Linked DNA regions of Mus musculus: region 1 is linked to region 2. A link is a loop called in an ENCODE intact Hi-C map of the cell type or tissue named here. Cell type or tissue: left cerebral cortex. All regions are shown on one strand. Each heading gives the region's core, and the rest is flanking DNA. Links, peaks and the distances in the headings are about the cores only. Region 1 overlaps St6gal1 (beta galactoside alpha 2,6 sialyltransferase 1). Region 2 holds the start of Masp1 (mannan-binding lectin serine peptidase 1).

What was found. A loop is a pair of places that touch in the nucleus more often than their neighbours do. Peaks named below come from ENCODE experiments on the same cell type or tissue, not always from the same donor. Only the 100,000 strongest peaks of a DNase experiment are listed, where the experiment ranks them.
Region 1: a loop joins it to region 2, with 1.8 times the contacts of the local background. A loop is called at or near these places in 2 of 42 quality-filtered maps.

What each region holds. Positions count from the first base shown.
Region 1 is chr16:23,235,131-23,244,857 of GRCm38, reverse strand. The region is part of intron 1 of St6gal1 (beta galactoside alpha 2,6 sialyltransferase 1); the gene reads right to left. Among named protein-coding and RNA genes, the nearest start is that of BC106179, 15 kb to the right of the region's middle. In left cerebral cortex, for the core only: a CTCF peak has its summit at 5,041; DNase peaks (open chromatin) are centred at 4,012 and 5,018; H3K27ac peaks cover 1,414 bases.
Region 2 is chr16:23,512,717-23,522,341 of GRCm38, reverse strand. Masp1 (mannan-binding lectin serine peptidase 1) reads left to right here and starts at 1,527. Exons shown (of 11, transcript NM_001359083.1): 1 at 1,527-1,796; 2 at 8,264-8,510. The coding sequence starts at 1,792. It also overlaps the pseudogene Gm49514 and a transcript of Rtp4 not described here. In left cerebral cortex, for the core only: no CTCF peak of the experiment used is centred there; DNase peaks (open chromatin) are centred at 2,340, 3,873, 4,163, 6,351 and 2 more places; H3K4me3 peaks cover 1,717 bases; H3K27ac peaks cover 2,740 bases.

The DNA.
Region 1 (9,727 bases), core at 1,086-9,085, 280 kb after region 2:
ACCATGTCTCGCCTTTATTTCCTTTGTGAGGCAGGCATGGTGCAGACTGGATTTAATTGGACCGAATTAGAGAAACACAAAGCCCTGTACTCTGCCTGGGCAGGGAGTGGAGCCCAGCAACTGAAGATGCCCTACATTTGCTCTTCTCCTCATCAGCTAAATGACCCGTAACAGCCTTGTAGATCTTATGTTTCTGTCTCAAATAACTCATCAAATGCCCGCCCCAGGGCGTGCGCCAAATTGTTAGTAGATTACTGAGACCTTGAATCCCCCAGTTCTTCTTGACATTAAATGCAGCCTGCGATGTCCCTGAACTTTCCAACAACAGCAGACATCACTCTTGCCCACTTTCTCTCTCTCTCTCTCTCTCTCTCTCTCTCTCTCTCTCTCTCTCTCTCTCTCTCTCTCTCTCTCTCTCTCTCTCTCTCCCTCCTGGATTGTGAAGCTCCTCCTGCCCACACTACCTGAATCCTGCTCTGCCTCTGGAAGCTCTGCATCTGTAGATCTTGTCTAATGATGAATCCCCAGGCCCCCACTCCTTTGGAAAGCCCCCCTCTGACCTGAACCCTGAGCTGACAAGTAGCCCATAATGTTCTCCTATAATCAACCTTGGCGGCATTCCTGCCAGTGTTGATCCACCAGCTGGGAAGAGGCTGTAGACCTTGTCCTAACGCAACCTAGGTGGACTCAAATGCCAGCAGGAGTAGATGCCCTAAAGGGTTGCTTGTCAAGGAAGCCACTACCTCATGATGTCTAGGGCCAAATTCCAACAGTGACCATCATATCTGGTCCCACTATTTCCTCCTGATTCCTACCTTAAATGTCTGGAAAACTCTTTTTGGAGGGAGAGTTTCCTATCTCTTCTCTGGCCTTGTCATTCTCCCTCCTCCCTCCGCAACTGGTCCATCTCTTATGCTCCACTACACACGGCCCTCTCTCCTCACAGACTGACAGCTCCTCCAGAAATTGTTTCTCCTGCCTTTGTCTGTGCAGTGCCTAGCAGAATCTGGTCCACTGGGTGAGCAACAACTGAGAATAACCATTGAAAAGAGATGCCGCCTTGAATTTTGTAGTTAAAGCCACACTTTATGTAAAGAAATGTGATTTACAAGTTAAATAATGGAATAAATGATTTGATATAGTTAAGTAGATACAGTTATAAAAGAAAGAAAGGGAAGAAAAAAGGGATAGTATCAGGTTACAAAGTCGCTCTCCCCAAAACATTATTTCAATCACTTTTTCAGGGTCGGGGAGGTGGCTCAGCAGTTCTGAGCACTCGCTCATGCAGAGGACCTGTGTCTGACTCCTACATGGCAGCTCACAAGCAGCCATCACTCCAATTCCAGGAAATCAGATGTCATCTTCTGACTTCCTTGGGTACCAGGCGTGCATGTGATGCACAGACACACATGCAAGCAAAACATTCATAACCATGAACTAGAGTAAATAAATCTAAACGAAAGGATCACACTTTCTAAGTGGGCTGACATGACAAATCTTCCAAACTCATCGTGGTAGCTGCACTAGGAATGGCCCCCACAGACTCATGTGCTCAAATGCTTGGCTCATGGGGAATGAGTGCCACCATTAGGAGGTGTGGCCTTGTTGGAGGAGGTGTGTCACTGTGTAGGCAGGCTTTGGGGTCTCCTATGCTCAGGTCCACTCCTGGCTGCCTTCAGATCAAGATATAGAACTCTCAGCTCCTCTAGCAGACACTGCCATGCTCCCTACCATGATGATAATGGACTGACCGTCTGCAACTGTAAGCCAGCCCTAATTAAATGTTGTCCTTTACAAGAGATGACTTGGTCATGGTGTCTCTTCTCAGCAACCCTAACTAAGGCACTAGTCATGTCCACTTCTATTGCTCGAGTGGTCAATGGAATTAAAAAGAAGGCCCAGCTTCCACAAGCACTGCCTCAAAGGAAGAACACATGCTGGACTCTTCTGGAATGCAAACATGATTGTTGCTACTTGGAAACAGGAAAATTGAATCCACATACCCACTCCCTACAGAATGAAAGAAAAGAAAACACTATGATGACGTTGAAACTAGAAAGTAACAGCTTTAATACTCTCTTCCCTGACTCTGGCCCTTCTGCCTACACTCTGTCCTTCCTTACGTGGCCTCCTTTCTAAAGTTTGCCCCCACTCACACCCATTGACCTAGGGCACATATAGACTACAGGACAGAAGCCGAATATGAGGACAGACATGTGGCTTGTTGCCTTTCCGAGGTAAAGTCACCTCACTCAACATTATACTTTTCTGGACCTTCCATTTTCCTGCAACTTACTTTCTTTCTTTCTTTCTTTCTTTCTTTCTTTCTTTCTTTCTTTCTTTCTTTCTTTTTTCCTTCACAGCTGTATAGTATCCCGCTCTGTGAAAGTTCCACATTTTCATAATCCATTCATCTGTTGAATGCCATCTAAGTTGATTCTGTTTCCTTGCTACTGTAAAAAAGAGCAGCAATGAACACAGATGGAGGTTCAAGTATCTCTGTGGTAGGGCATAGAGTCTCATTGCCCAGGAGGACAATGGTGGGGCAGCAGGAGGCCTGTGATTGGACAGGGAAAAGGGAAGCAGAGTGAAGAGTTGCAGGGTCAGAGAACGACTCAGAGAGGAGAGAAAAGAAGCCAAGATGGAGGCGGACAGACAGGAAGAAGATCCTGATCTCACATGGTTTTAAATAGCCACAGGTAGTTATGAATATCATATAGGAATGGAATAATTGGGATAACTTGTCTGATCTAGGTGGGCAGCTTATATCATTATTGATTGGCTCTGAAATTATTGTGTGGGCATCTTGTGAATTGAGAATTTATTGATATATAAATCTGACTTAATTATAAACTTCTAGAGTTTTGTTTCTACCAGGTTGCTGGGTGTTGTGGTCGCTGGCTGAGGGGTAGACGGTCGTTGCATGGGGCTGGTATGGCAGCGAAGGGAACTCGGGAGCTCCGGCCCTGCCAGAGAGTTGGTGGGCAGAGAGTAGTTGGATGGAGCGTAGGAACTTGGCGGTTCTTTTTAAATATTTACGGCAATTTTTTAAAATTTATTTATTTGTGGAGTCTCCATTTATTTGCACCATGGCTGTATAATTTGGACTCGCACAGCAATGGATAATGGTTTCTCTTCCCCTACATCCTCTCCAACATTTGTAATCAGATATATTGATGACAGCCATTCTGACTAGGATGTGACAGTAAGTATCTCAAATCATTCCCCTGATGACTAGGGATGTTGAACACTTTTTAAAACATTTGCTGACCATTTGTGTTTCTTCTTTTGAGATCTACCTGTTCCTTTTTCTTCAGCCTATTGTAGATTGGCAGTTGTCTCCTGGGTCTCTGCCCCCCACCTCTCGTGTGTCTGTCTCTGCCACCACCACCACCCCTCTCTCTGCAGTACTTTGTAGATTCTGGATACTGAGTTGTGGTCTTTGAAACAGCTATTTGTTGATCACAGTCATGTGTCCAGCTCTACTTGAAGCATGCATGTCAATGCTATGATGTTGGAAGAATTACTGCAGACTAGGACGCAAAATGAGCATCTGAGAAGTTCAGTCTCCAAGTTCAAAGAGTTAACAACAAACAACACATCTAGAATTTAAACCCAAGTCCACCTAGCTGGAAAGCATGTGACTTTCCCCCAAAAGCTAAGGGCTTCCTGAGGAAGGGAGACTGTAAAGGTGACTGGGTAGCAGCAAACTGCTCAGCCTCATCCTGTTGAGTCACCAAGACGGTCCCTGAAGGCATGGGTAGGGCGGACGGACAGACGCTTCCAATGCAGGAGTGCTGCCCTGGGCGAGGCTGCAGGGCTCCTCTTTGCCTGCTCCCTCCCTTTCCCAAATGGACAGCCCAGAATAAGACATTCATTGTGAAGATGAAAAGAAAAGCAGCCACATGCCTCTAGCAGGAAGCCTCCCTCATCTGGGGGATTGATTGATTCCTCACACTATCATTAGCCTCCTCCAGCTCAGGCCCTGGGCCAGCAGCCTCCAGCCCTACAGCAAGCAGCATTTGTCAGAGCTGGCAGGCTGCCTCCTTCCCTCTCCCATCTGGAACAAACTCTGATATACTTGGTTCCCAAGGGGCTCAGACAAGCAAGGCTCCAAGCCTGGCTCCCCAGCATAGTTCACATGGAGAGCCACACCACACTTCCTCTTCCATTTCTGCTTGACTCTCCCTCCGAAGGTCGTAATTGACAGGTAGGAAAAAAGGACTCTTTCATGAGCCGAGCACAGCTGCAAGGTGGTGCTTGCCCCAGACGGCTACGGCTCCCTCTACCTGCTCTCCCGGCCTCCCCTGCAGGGCTGCTGTGCATGTGTCGAGGCCAAGCGTGGCCTATGACCACCAGGGTTGCTGAGCTCATTCCAGGAGACGCCCCAGTGCTCAGTCATGTGCTGGGCTTGAAGCTGTGCACAATACTAACCATCCAAGAAACCGCATTCTAACAAATAACTACGGTTCAAGAGATGAAAGAAATCCTCTTTTCTCTGTCAGCTTCAGGGCCTCATTTGGGCAAGGCTAAGGCTGTCTACCACTGAGCATGGTGACATAGGCCTGGCTCTCATAAGCTGAAAGATCGGTGGATTCAGACAGGTGGAGCCCTTCAACACTACGGGGTGCACTAGGTATTTACAGTAGTGTGGCCATGCCTACACATGTGGGCACACATTCCCCTATGCTAAGGCTTTTGAGCCTCCAGGCCATGCCAGGGCCCTCTCTATTCTTCCTAAAGTAGAAGGAAGATACTCCAGGCCACATTAAAACAGCCTGAGAGCTAGATGCCCTTCCTCCTGAATATAGTTTGTCCTCATAGGTACCCATACAGAATGAAGACTGCTACCACACATCCTGCCAACCCTATCCTGCCTGTCTCTTTCCCGACCACCAGCCTTTCCCAGATATGGAAGGGGAACTGCTTGCCTGGCAGTTCTCACATTCCTCCTTGTAGTACACACGTCTGGACACCCTCCTCCACCCTCGCTGAGCTGTTGACAGCCATCCAGACCAACTCCCTAGCCCAGGCATTCCCCAGCAAGCTGGAAGACAGGAGAAAGACTCCCTCACCAGGCCAGGCAACACAGGTGCCTGCCAAGCCCTCTCTGCCGCCTCCCACTGAAAGCCAGGGCTGCTTATCTGAATCAGGATGCAGAGTGTTGTGCCTCTTGACCAAGTCACTTATTTCAACACTTCAGGGACCCAGTCTGTGGCTAGGAGCACTCAGACACCTACCTGTGGGTGCTTCAGCCGTTGTACACCTTCGGGAAGGCAAAGCCTGTGTCCACAGTAGCAAACCCTCTATGTGGCTCTTCTATCTTTATGCATCCTGTAATATCTGTAGCCTAATTTAAACTTTAAAAACTCATGACACGCTGGGCGGTGGTGGCGCATGCCTTTAATCCCAGCACTTGGGAGGCAGGCGGATTTCTGAGTTTGAGGCCAGCCTGGTTTACAAAGTGAGTTCCAGGACAGAACTCAAGAGAAACCCTGTCTCAAAAAAAAAAAAAAAAAAAACAAAACAAAAAACAAAAAACAAAAAAAAAAAAAACAAAAACAAAAAACAAAAAAACAAAACAAAAAACCTTTTAATGAGAAGGAAATTAGGGTGTCATTACGTATGCTGGGATCATATAGCAGCGAGATACTAGAGAGTCTGGACAATAGATTGTTGTCAAATCTAAAACTTTAGCTACAAAATTTACAACCTGAGGTGATTCAGACAAGAAAGGTCTCCATATCTCATAATTTAAATGCTTACATTTAAAGGGAATAGAATTGTTTGGGAAGGATTAGGGGCTATGGCCTTGTTGGAGAAGGTGTGTCACTGGGGGTGGGCTTTGAGGTTTCAAGAGACCATGCCAGGTCTAGTCTGTCTGTGTCTGTCTCTCTGTCTGTGTTTCTGTCTTTGTCTCTCTGTGTCTGTCTCTCTGTCTCTGTCTCTGTCTCTCTCCTGATGCCTGTGAACCAGAATAGAAAACTCTTAGCTAAGGCACCAGTGCCATACCTGTCTGCTTCCCACTGTGACAATCAGGGACTAACTCTTTAAAACTGTAAGCAAGCCACCAATCAAATGCTTTCTTTAGAAGAGTTTGCCATGGTCATGATGTCTCTTCACAGTAGTGTAACAGTAACTAAGACACCATAAGCTAAAGTATAGTTTCTTTGACAGGTAAATAGAAGTATGTAAGTACATGTATAGGAAGCTCATTGATAAAATGCTGCCTGTGGCTCTTGCTCCCTTACTCTCTTGCCCTCTTCCCTCATCACCCCTTCTCCCCCCACCCCCTCCATGTGTTTATGGCCAGCCTCCCCTCCCCTCCCCTCCCATCTCTTCTCCTCTTACCCTCTCCTTCTTCCCCGCCCCCTCCCTCACTTTCTCTGTCCCTACTACCCTCTCAACTCCCTTCCCCATGCCCTAAATAAACTATTTCATGCTTAAAAAAATTGCAATCTGTGAAAAGCATATCTCACATTTGCCTTTTGTAAAGTTTGTTTCAGTAAGGTAGCTAATCAGGTGTCCCTATGGCCCACAAGTCATAGCACAAGAGGAAACCACAGGCTTTGGAATTCAGAGAGCCCACAGGGTTTAAGGCACAACTTTACACTGAATTACTTTAGGTAAACCACTTTGAATACCGTGCCTTCATCAGTGCAGGAAAAACAACTGTGTTACATGGGGCTGCTGTCAGGGCCAAAGAAAACTCCATCCCCCAAAATTCTGGCACCCATTTCCCCTATCAAAGCAGCCAATTTCTTGTCACTATCAAGGAGGATAGAAGGTTATCGGTGGGCCTATTAGCCTATCAAAGCATACAGAGGCCTCCAGGCTCCTTCACCCCTCCCCCTAGCCTAAACTTCTCCAGCTCCTGGGCTCCCCTCCCCCAGCTTCTCATTCCTATAGAACCCTACTATTTTTGGCTACTTGCTCTCTTGTCTTCCTCTCTAGGCATCCTCTCTTGGTCTCCTCTGCCCACACTCTCTCTCCTCTCTCGCTCTCCCCATCCTTCTCTCTCTCCTCTCATGGCCAGGTCCAGTCTGGTGGCTATGTTCAATCTATTCTCTCTCTCTATCTCTCTCTCTCTCTCTCTCTCTCCCTCTCTCTCTCTCTCTCTCTCTCTCATTCTGTATTCGCCTCTTCCAGATGCCTCATATCTACGATAAAGCTTTTCCCCAACCCTGCCTCAGAGAGATCATGGCTTCAGTTTATACACCAGGGCCAAACGTTCAGTTTATCCAAACTGGTGTGTGCTTGCTAGCATGCCGAGGCTACACGGTCAAGAGCAGCTGTGCATGCATTCGCCCTTGCTCTCCGGCCACAAGTCACTCACAATGGCCCTGCAGGCCACACACTTCACTCCTCCTCAGTATTCTCACGACTCCCTTTTCTCAAATCAAACCGCAGAACTCACCTTCAGCACCCAGGCCAAACAGTCTCCTCCAAGAGGCCTCCCTCCACCGCGCAGCAGCTTATGAGTCTTGTGATCTACAGTGTGCTTTCTTTTGCCTGGAGGTTGTCTACACGATTGCGTCCCCAAAACCCATGAAAAGACAATGTCCTGCTCATCTGAGTCTCTCACCTGATCTGCCCTCTGCCCACTCATGGGTCAATGATGCCATTTAGATAAGCCTAAGCAAGTTGTTCTGTTCTGGGTTTGTTTTTAGAGCTGTGATCTCCCAGGCTGTCCTGTCTGGTTTAGCATTCAGTCAATTTTACCCTCATAACTGTCAGTACTGAAAAGCCTTCTCTGGCGCCAACTTCCAGATCAGACAACCCCCATCTGGAGACCTCTGCAGCCAGCTGTGGTATGGGACCAAGTTTTGGGCAATGACAAGAATGACGTGTGCCTCTTAAGGGTTCCCTGATGGTTGACCATAGGGATTGGAAGGAAGTGTGATCAGAGCACATTATATATTTACATGACAGTGACCTTATACAACTCCCATGCAATAAAGATTTTTTAAATAGAATTCTTAGAAATCCCCCTATGGTCATTCTAAAGGACCCCCTTGGTACAACCTTGAGACTTCAGGTCTATTTCTGTTGTCCTCAGCACATGCTATGGATTTTCCTTAGGCTCCCCTACGCTGCCACCATCTTGGTGTTTAATGGCTACATCCAGTTCCCCTACCAAGGTGTGTACGTTGCTGGGGGCTGAACCCAGAGCTTCACTTACTCTGGGAGAGTGTCCTCCACTAAGCTGCCATGATACTTGCAGGTTATCTATTAATTTTCTCTAAGAACATCGTTTGTGTTCTCCTCAGTTGTTTTTGTTGTTGTTGTTGTTGTTGTTGTTGTTTTTGTTTTTATTTTATTTTTTTTGTAATTCTATGGTTTTATTTCAGCCCGTAATTTCAATGATCTGTCTTTGAGTTCTCAATTTAATAATTTTCAATAAACTTTACTTTGAGTATCTATGCTACACCTAACCAAAGACCAGCTCCAAACCAGAAATTACTCTGGGAGATGAAGACAACAGCCCAAGAGCTCATTTATGGTTGGGTAAGACAGAACAGTTTTGTTTGTAAGTGAATTCCGTTCCTTCCCAAATCCTTCCTACCAGTCCAGTCCAGCCACAGACCCTTGCTCCACCCCTCCAGACCCCCCACAATGCCCATGCCAATCCCAGATGTGTCCCAGGTAATGCCTAAACTCCCATAGGAATCTGAAATGTTTTAAGAAAAAAAAGCCCTTCATCATCCTTTTTGTCACACATAAAGGTTTCTTTTGACATTTCTAGTCTACTGGTTGGCTGAATAAATAGAAGACAAAACCAAGCCACAGGAGAGGGGGACATCAGGCAGCCGGCCTTGGTGTAGCAAAGGGGACTAATGCTGAGAGGCAGGTGGATAAACAAAGATTTGACCAGGGATGCTCCCCTGGAAAGACTGAAAGACAAGGAAGGTTATCTTGGCCAGCAAAAACCAGACTTCAGCTTGCCCCTGCAGGCCCTGGAGTGAAGGCCAAATGCCTGACTGGAGAGCAAGATGCCCAAGCACCTCAGCTCACCGAATGATCTGCCTTTGAACAAGTCACCAGACTGCCTCCGCTTTTGTTTCCTCGCCCACAAAAACAGGTAATAATAGTGCATGGTACAGAGGGAATGAGGAAAGACTGTCCTGCGCACACAAGTACCTAGCCTCGTCTCTCACCACTTCCCGACTCTGATGTTCCTCCTCAGGATCAACCTCAACACATCAGCATGCTGACCCTCACCCTTGACCCTCTGTTGTATATATAGCCCTTTCTCACCCTCCTGTCAAAAGGGTAACCCTGCTACCTTCGGACACCTAGCTGAGCTGTTTCCTCTTTCAGAGAACATTTCGAAACCTTTCTCCCTAGGCTGACACACTTGAATCATCACATGCATCAATTAACTTGTAACCATTCAGTCATGTGTACCTCTGAGCAAGTTCTGGATGGAAGAAAAGAAAGAGCTTATTTGTCTACATCCTAAAGCAAGCGCTGTGCATGGCATGCAGCGGGAACTCGAGATTTATTGAATGAATGAACAAAGTTAAGGATCCTGAGAAGAGAGGAACAGGGGGGTATGGGAAGTTTGTCAGTCACTCGCTTCCAAAGCCCTACTAGTTAATCTCTCTCTCTCTCTCTCTCTCTCTCTCTCTCTCTCTCTCTCTCTCTGTGTGTGTGTGTGTGTGTGTGTGTGTGTGTGTGTGTCTGTGTGTGTGTGTGTGTGTGTGTGTCTGTGTGTGTGTGTCTG
Region 2 (9,625 bases), core at 1,626-9,625:
CAGGAAAGCTAAACTGGAGAACTTGGAGGAAAGACAAGAAGGGGTTACAGTAAATGTCAAATCTTTGCTCCCCCCAAAATACGTCAAGGAGAGCTATCTCAGGGTGGAGAATGTGTTTGGCACCTTGATTCAGGTGGCAGGTGGCCTTCTGCATGACTGAAAAGCAGCTCATCCTCAAATTCTCACTTGTGCCTCGTTACAGTTTCCATTCAGCGAACAAAGAGATGGGATCTGAAACAGTGCTGTACGCAGCCAGGTTGGTCAGAAAACATAGATCACCGTTAAAGTCTGGATCAGCATCTAAAGCGCTTGAAATAGTTCAGGACTCGGTTTCTCTGTTAGTGGATGTATGTGGTTTGCAAACGCCACGTGCTCTGTGATACGTTACCGAGACGTGGTGTCATGGAACCCATGAGAGATGGACTTCTTCCTCCCTTCCTAAGTGTATGACCACTTCCTCTGGGCACTTTCTTTACTGGAGTTATAATGCTACCACAGGCCTGGACAAGGTTCTCGAAGGAACGAGTGGGGCCAGGGTTAGCGCCCAGTGGCTCTTCTAACAGCTGGCTTGAGGTGGCAATGGCTCCAGAAGTGGTAGTGGGATCCTGGATGCCTTGGCCAGTCCTATAATCTTGTTAAGACATCATTTTCCCACCTGGAAAAGATCCATCAGAGAGAACCCTCAGAAGTTTGTGGAAGTGATTTAGACAGCGTTTGTGCCTGGCGCTGAAATGATGCAGGTGAGCGGGCCCACCCACCTCACACGCCCTTCAGCGCAGGCTGCCACTTTTGTGTGTTGGGGTTATTACTGTGGAAGGGCCTCTGTCGGACTGAGATGTCGGACTGCAGAGATGATACTGTGGTGGAGTTACAGTAGGGGTTAGCTGTGGAGAGGGTTATATGTGGTGCTGTCTTTAGGAAGAGGGCTCTCTTATTACTCAGCTCAGCATAGATCTGCTGTACGTTTCTCTATGGGGCCTGAGGCACTGACAGCACACAGGCACAGTTCTTTCTAGATGCATGGGGCACCTGGCTCTCTGGCTTTGCTGAAGCCTTTTTCCCAACTGGGTAAATTAGATCTCTGCATGCTTGCAGTTAGACAGTGCCACGCAGCAGCCTTTCAAGTGGGGAGAGTAAGTAGCCAACTGCAGGAACTGGTGCTCCCTCACCAGCGGGGCCAGCCACGAGGTTTTCAGAAGGAAAAAAAAAAAAAAAAAAAACCTGTGGATGTCCACGAACAGGCTGAGGCTTGGAATCTGCCTTCTTTTTTATAATCTCCTAGAACTGCCTTTTTAGTTGGCTGTTTCTGTTTAATTGTTCTTTTGCTGGGGTCCTAAAGTAGAACAATTATAGCCATCAGGCAAGGGAGGCTGAAGAGAAATTACTCTCTCTCTCTCTCTCCTCTCTCTCTCTCTCTCTCTCTCTCTCTCTCACACACACACACACACACACCTCTAAGTCTCTCAGATTTTTTTCTCAAGGGCTGCAGTCCCTCCCTAGGAGGGGACTGGCTAACAGATCTTGCAAGGAAACAGTCTGTCAGGTCCCTCCGAGTGTACATAAGCTCAGACAGAGAGAGGAGAGAGGGAAAGCCAGAGGGAGAGGGGGAGAGGGGATCTGTTGCAGGCAGGAGAAGGCGTGACCTGAATGGAGAATGCCAGCCAATTCCAGAGACACACAGGGACCTCAGAACAAAGATAAGGCATCGCTGACACCACACCGGGGACTGGGACGAGCTCACAGACAAGTCTGGCAGAAGGAACCAAAGCCAGGAGCTCACAGAGCAGGAAAATGAGGTGAGTGCCTGGTCAGGGGACCGAGTGGAGAGCAGCCCGCTGGGTCTGACCTTGTCTCTAGGCAGACTCACCTGCTTATCCTCTGGGCGGCTGGGGATGGGGGAGTCTCATCAATCCTGGGGGCCCTGTCCCTGGGGCACCTTCCCAGGGACTCCGGAGAGTCGCAACTTGAAACCAGATAGTTTGTGCAAAGCCTGCTCCTGGCGAGGCTGAGGCTCAGATTTCTCTCTCTGCCAGCACAGGGTGCTGCCTACTGGCCAATGCGATCCTCCTCCTCCTCCTGCCCACAAGGCTGATTCTTCTTTTTGCTGCTCGGCAAAGAGCACTGATTTCTTTCTCCCAACACTTTGAGAGTTAGATAATGTGTTTGTGTGTTTATATTTTTTTTTTCTGACCGGAAAAGACAACAGTTCCCCCCACAGCCTCACTTGTGGTTTCTTGAGCCTTCAGAAGTTTGCCAGTTAAACCTCAATTTAGAAAACTAGAAACCTGTCCCCATTTTACAGTTCCCTATAAATTCTGCATTTCTCACTGAAATCAGAGGCAGCTGGTGACATGAATCAGGCTAGGAAATGCACCAAATGGCTCTTAAAGAGACACCACAGTTTTTTTAAGGAGCATGTGGGATTCAGAAACCTACCACTTTAAATTCTAATGGGCTTGAAGCTCTTCAACCTTCCCTGTTTCTTGTGTCCCTTCATGTTCCTCACCAGGCATTTCTTATAAGCTTTACCAGAGTCTGAAACCCCAACTATCCTAATTATTGTTATCACTTGTAAGTGTCAAAAAGAGCAAGGAAACACACTCTGGAGATGTGTTAAGTCCCTACACACCTATTTTCCATTCGCTTTCCTTTAAATCAGGAAAGTTTCTATTTGTTTCTTTTCTTCAGTCACCTGGTAACTTGCTCAGTCCAGGGCCAATAAAGAGTGAGCTTCCATCTGTGTAACTTTGGATTGCATTGACCTATGCCTAGGAGGAAGAGCTGTCTCTAAAAGTTCATTCCGTCATTCTGATCTTGTAAAGTTGTCCTTTGGTTTTGTTCATTTTTCCCTTCTTCTGAAACAATGGCTTTTCTTCCTTTGTACTGTGGAATGATATTCTGCCTTACCTGTGCCTCAGCCATCCCAAAAGCTCACCGTTGTATATGCTTAACCCTCAATTTAGGACAACCCTCCCAGGTATTTCGCTCAACATTGTGTCCTCGTTTCTGATCTCCATCCCTCAGACATGGCATCTCTTCCTTTGTTCTCATCTGTGGCCATATTTCTTGTCATCTCTGGCGTGGCTACTGATTTAAATGTCCACTTCCCACTTCCGAGGGATGTAACCAATGTCTTCATCTTTGTAGGTCTTCATGGTCATGTGACCAGCACCTAACATCATGTTCCTTTCTAGTAGAAATTCAGTAACTATGACAGAGTCGAATTCAATTACTGAATATCAAAAAGAAGTTCTAGGAAAGTGTCCTGCTGGCTGTCTCTCAGGGGTCTGGACTCACAGGCACACAGCACTTGAGTCACTTTCATGAGCATTGCTTCATCCTGGCTTCGGGTTTCATGTGACATAAGGATTAATGGGAACATGAGATAGAAGCCATTAAGCAACTTGCCCAGGGCCACACTGATGATCTGGAAAAGGCCCAGACTCATTCTTGTGTCTTTGGGCTCCAATCATTTTCCTGATATATTCTATGAGGCTCTCAATCCCAGCTGCAGATTACAATGGTCTATGGTACTCGAGGAATGCCAGTCCCCAGGCGATAGAACAGAGTTTCGTGCACAGGGGAGGGGTTCAAACATTAGTATTTTTTTTTAATTTCCACATAAAGCTATGGGGTTTTTTTTTTAATTATTTTTTCACAGGATTAATTGCTTTGGCCAGATGCCTGGGCATGATACGGGCATGGATCCAACTTCTTCTCTGAGCTTTTGTTATTCTTTTCTTCTGTTGGAGTTAATTCACCATATGGTATTTGGCATGATATGCCATCTCTTAGGATATACTTTTCATCGTCTGTCAAGTGAGGCTGGTGGGTAAGGGAGCTCTGTAGTCTCTTCCAACACTGAATCTTAAAAATGGAGTGTTGGTGGCGTGTACATTGAAATGAGCGGAGCAAATGGAGAAGCTAGGGCGTGCCCCTGACGCCACAGTCTGACTCTCCTAGCTTCTTTATGTGTCTCTGATGGCCTGCTCTTATCACGGAGACTGTGAAATCCCAGCTCTCTGTATCACTTTTGACATTTCAAACAAATGCAGCTCGACTGTTTTTGATCTGCTGGGGGAGAGATAACAGGTGTCAGGACTTATACAGCCGGTGCCTGGTGCAGAAGAAGTCAAAACAGGATTGCGATGAGAAGCGAACGCTGCCGTGTGCCTCCTTTGGTTCACAGCCCCTAAGGCAAGCAAGCAAGCATATGTTTCAGCCTCTCACATGAATGGAGATATCTGCTTCATGCATCTAAGTCTGTCTCGAGATGCAAAGAACAGAACACTCCACAGGCTTCTCGTGTACGCACATTCACCGGCTGCCTAACCGCACAGGGCCCCGAGGCCTGGGCTGAGGGGTCAGTCAGATGCCAGCCTCAGCAGAACTGGCCTGAGGAGGCTTTCTCCTCTGTGTGTTCTGGGGAAAAAGCACATGGGGAGAAAGTCGACCTTTCAGCCTTGTGCAATTCAGTTGTCACTATTGCAGGGAAGTTGGGCTTGTGAGCCAAAGCTCAGGCCTTTCAGCGTGTGGTGTGGCAGAGTCATCAGAACAAGCCTTTGCCCAGGGCTGGATACTTGAAGCTCATCCGAATGCTCCCGAGCAGACAGTCCTGTGGGAAGTCACCATTATTACCATGTGTAAGATGAGGAAACAAATGGAGGGTTCCCTCGACTTCCCCAAACTGGGCAGGAGAGTAACGTCAAGGCCTAGAGTTAAATCCATCCTCCCATGCTAGATAGTCTCAGTCCCAGTAAGGAACGTACATTTCCTCAGTCAGAAATGGGGTTCCTGGGCCTCGAATGTTAGCCCCTGAATTCCCTTTTCCTATAAATTCACTAGGTAACTTGGACCTGTGCCTTCTTTCTCTGCCTCCAAAGCCCTTCCTTTGCTGATTGCTTTAGGACAATATTGACCTTGGCCCCTGGATTGAAACATGTTGTTTTCCTACTAGCATCCCACATGTCACGATTGCACGGGCCTTGGGGAAAATTTTAAGATGATGTTATTTTCTTTGTGAGTAAGAGCAATGCATGATCAATGTGTTTTCTTTTTAAATGTTTATTGACGGGTATGCCTGCCTACCTCCTTGTCTGTATGTGTCCAGAGCATGCAGGTACTCGTGGAGGCCAGAGGAGAGCATACACGCTGCTCCCCTGAACATGAGTTACAAATGCGTGTGAGCCATCTGATGTAGATGCTGAGAACTGAACCCAGGTCCTCTGCAAGAGCAGCAAGCGCTCTGAACCATTGAGCCATCTATGCAACCCCTCAACGAAAAATCCCACTCACACAAAACGAAAACACTTGCATTCTCATTCTACAGAGAGCCAGGCTAATCCCTCTAGACCTTTCTACATGTATCTGTTTCACCTTTAATGTATCTACGACATTAAACAGCTAGGTGACCTGGACATGTACTTATTCACTGTGTGCACATTGGAAAATTCCTAAATATACTTATGTGTACCTACATCCGAGTACAGGGGAAGGAAGTCTTGGCACAGAATTGGCTTCCTGATTAACAAAGACATAACTGTTAATCCAAATTCTTGGCAGAGTTTCCTAGCTTTGACTTTCTAGGTTATTTAAGACTCTCTCTCTAAGGCCCTTCCTTTACTTTCTCATTGGCATCTGTTATATGACAGACTCCCTCCTAAATACTTCACATGCATCAGCCTTTATGATGATGGGAGCCTTACAAATTAGGAATTATAACCCCATCTATGTGTGAAGGAACCAGAGCACAGGGAAGCAAGTTACCCAGCTTTTTACAGTGGAGGAACTGGGATTTGTACCCAGGAACGTCCAACCTCAGAGGCTGTGTTGGAAGCAGAGCTGTGTGCTAGCTGCTCCAACAGAGGCCGTGGGAGCTAGAGGGATGATAGGACATTCTAACTAGGGGAAAGCAGTAAGAACTAGAAGTGAATGTCAGGGATGGGTGAGGCGTGCATATAGTGAGGCCAAGGTATGGGAAGAACCAAAAGTGGTCTTGAGGAAGATCAGCATAAAGTTGGAAAGGGTCTGGTCAGCCACCTCAGAAACAGATGTCATGCCTAGGTGGCAGGGTTACATCTGTGTTAGAAAACCAACTTGAGTAGAAGACTTAGCCAGGAGGGAAGGGACAGAAAGATCACTTAGGTCATGGTAACAGTTTAAATGACGCAGTTGATTAGAGACAGAAGAGATGGGTTTCTGAAGCAGAGGAAGCAGGATGAATAGGCCTTGGTGACTATCACATAGTGCATCGGGCTCGGAGAACTGGCAGGCAGCCACAGCAGTAAAGAAACTCACAAATGGAACTGGAGGATGGCCAGAGTCCAGAGTGCTTACCATGCAAATAGGAGGACCTGAGTTCCATCCCCAGAGCCCATGTGATAAGACAGGCAAGGACACTAACTTCTAATTTCAGACTTGGGGAGGCAAAGATGGGAGGGTGCTTGAGGCTGGTTGGCTGGCCAGCCTAATGTAGTCAGTGAGGGAGCTGCTAATCCCAGTTGAGAGGCTACTCCCAGTGAGAGATGCTGTCTCAGGGAAAACAAAGTAGACGGCTCCTGAGGAACAACACTTGAGGGTGCTCTCTGGCCTCCACACTCATGCACACACATCCCCCACAGGAATTAAAAATACCAAAACCGATCACAGGAACCTGTTAGAAGAGGAGCTAAGGAGTCGTGTTTGAGATGCTTGAGTTCAGGGTCCATGGGTCTTGCTGGGAAAGTGCTTGTAGTGCCCCGACCCTTAGGACCATGGCCAGCCTTAGTTATCCTGAATTGCATCATCCATGTTTGATGCTGTATTTCCCATGCCCTCCTCCCCTGCGACTCTCTTAGCAGTCCATTATATTTTATTTCTCCAGAAGTGAATTATAAACTTCTGATTGTTATAGGAAAATGCTTCCCAACACTTATTTTCTTCATTCTGTCTTTTTCCAAGGTTTTGGGATACATTTACTGGCTTTGTAGGGAACAACTTTTTCTTTCCGGAATATTAAATGTGTTCAATGTCTGAAGATTCCTCCACCATGTTTGGGCTTTATCCCAATAGTGCAATTGTTGATTACACTTTTAAAGCTACATAAAGAGTTGATGGTTCCTAAGTGGGGGGCAGCTGAGGAAGCAATATCAATTATCACCTAATTGTGATAGTTATGCTCTCCCGGGTAAGAGAGCAGGTTTCAGCAACCCAAATGTGGTACTTACTAGAAAACTTAACTATGGATATCAACTTTTTTTGGTAATTATATTTATGTACAGAAAACTTAGTGTACATTTAACCCAATTTAGTGGCGAGTTCTTTAGCCTTTGCCTTTTCCAGCTTGGCAATGCGAGCCACAGTCTTAGGACCCAGGACGTTGCCTTCCCAGTGGTGACGGATCTCATCATATCTGTCATTATAATTGGTCCTAATAGCTTCCACCAGCTTAGCCAGAGTACCCTTGTCTTCCGAGTTAACCTGTGTGAAGGCAACAGTGGTACATGTCTTCCTGTGGACCAGGTGTCCCAGCCTGGCCTTTCCCTTGATGATGCAGTAGGGCACCCACAGCTTTCAACACAGGGCAGGCAGGAAAACCACCAGCTCAATGGGGTCTACATCATGGGCAATCACCACCAGCTGAGCCTTCTTGTTCTCCACCAAGGTGGTGACTGTATTGACTCCTGCTCGGAGAACAGGTGGCCTCTTAGTTGGGACATCCCCTTTGCCAGCAGCTTTATTCTCAGCATGGGCCAGTAGCCTTTGCTTCTTCTCTTGCTTTGTCTCTGGCCTATACTTGTGAGCAAACTTAAGCAGCTGTGTAGCTGTTGGCATGTCCAGGGCCTGGGAGAACTGGTTAATGGCAGGAGGTACTTTGAGCCGCTTATAGAGGATGGCTCTTTGCCACTGCAGCCTGATGTAGCAGGGCCATTTGATGAAGCGTGTTGGATCTCTTTTGGGCTGGATGTCCTGTCCAATACTGAAGTTCTTGGGCCTTTTCTCAAAAAGGATTAACCTCCTTTTTGGCCTCCTTTTTCTTGATGACAGCGAGGGCGAGGGCACCTTCTTCCCCTTGGCCTTCTTTCCTTTGGACATCTTGCTCAGCTGGTGGAGAGAGCTCAAAAGAGCAAAGCTAAAACAGTCTTAGAAACCATCTAGTTCCTTTCTCCAAACATCCTGCCGACCAGGTATGCAAGGTCGGAGGAGAAAAGAAGAGCAGATATTTAGCTCTGTGCTGGGAACCTACAATCACTGATGTGAGCCAAACCTCCTTCATGTCTTTCAGGTTCCTGTCTTTCTGGCGGCTCCTCCTCTACCACGCTCTGTGCCTCGCCCTGCCGGAGGTTTCAGCCCATACCGTGGAGCTAAACGAAATGTTTGGTCAGATCCAGTCACCTGGCTATCCAGATTCCTATCCAAGTGACTCTGAGGTGACATGGAATATTACTGTCCCGGAGGGGTTTCGAATCAAGCTTTACTTCATGCACTTCAACTTGGAATCCTCCTATCTTTGTGAATACGACTATGTGAAGGTGAGACCTCCAGCCCTCTCCAACCGGGAAGAGCTACCATTCTTCTTCATGGGGTTGCATCTAGTGAGGGAGACTCACTCTCAGGGACACAGTGCAATGAAGGATGGAATGGGAGTGGTCAGCCAAGTTCCAACCTATGAGTGCTGGTGGAATGACTCACTTAAAAACAAGTCTCTCTCCTCCAATCTCAATGTCTGTAATGTAGCCAATAGCCACTGCTCAACCTCCTGAGAAAGAATATAGACTCAGGAATAAGTGAATCACAGAGAATCATAATTATGTCAGACGCTGAGGTATTCTAAAGCACTGCCAAGTTACCCAAATAATAACCAAATGTTTAGGATTACAGGATATGCAACAGTCAACACCAAGAGGTATGATTTGAAGAAGGAAGGCTAGTGTGTGACTCTGATGGCCTTGAATATTGTGTCAAAAGTTTATATTTTATTAGCACAGTACATGGCCATGGAAAGGAAGTAGCTTAATGGGAAATATTAAAAATATATACAGAATGCAATGGAGTATCTAATATACAGACAATATTCCTGGGAATTGCCATGGGTGAGGAGTTTTGGTTTTAAAGTGAGTCTAAACTAGACAAGCATGTCTGTAACTCCAGGACATAGAAGCTAAAGACAGGACAATGGTGAGGGCAAAATCTGAACAAACTCAAGCTGTGTCTTCCAAAAAACAAAAACAAAACAAAATATAATCACAAAGTGGATCTGAAAAGCTTCAAAATATTCTAAGAGATCAAGTCTATTAAGGTAGTGCCTACTTCAAAAAGCTATAAAACTAGAAACATTTACTTTTTATGCATGTATGTACGTATGTATTTTAATGCGTAGGAGTATTTTGTATATAAGTGTATTACATGTGTGCAGTGCCCACAGAGGCCAAGCTGTAGTTACAGGTGGTTTTGAACTACTTTGTGGGTGCTGGTTCCAGGGCTTCCTGAAGAGCATCTCTCTGGCCCCATGTAGTACCATCTGGAAGATGGCAGGTCAAGATCCCAACCCATGTCATGTGAATTTGAACCCCATGTTTGTTTAACTACACCAGACAGTTCACAAGCTCTGCTCCCCTGAGTCCCAGGATACAAAAGCTCACAAGAG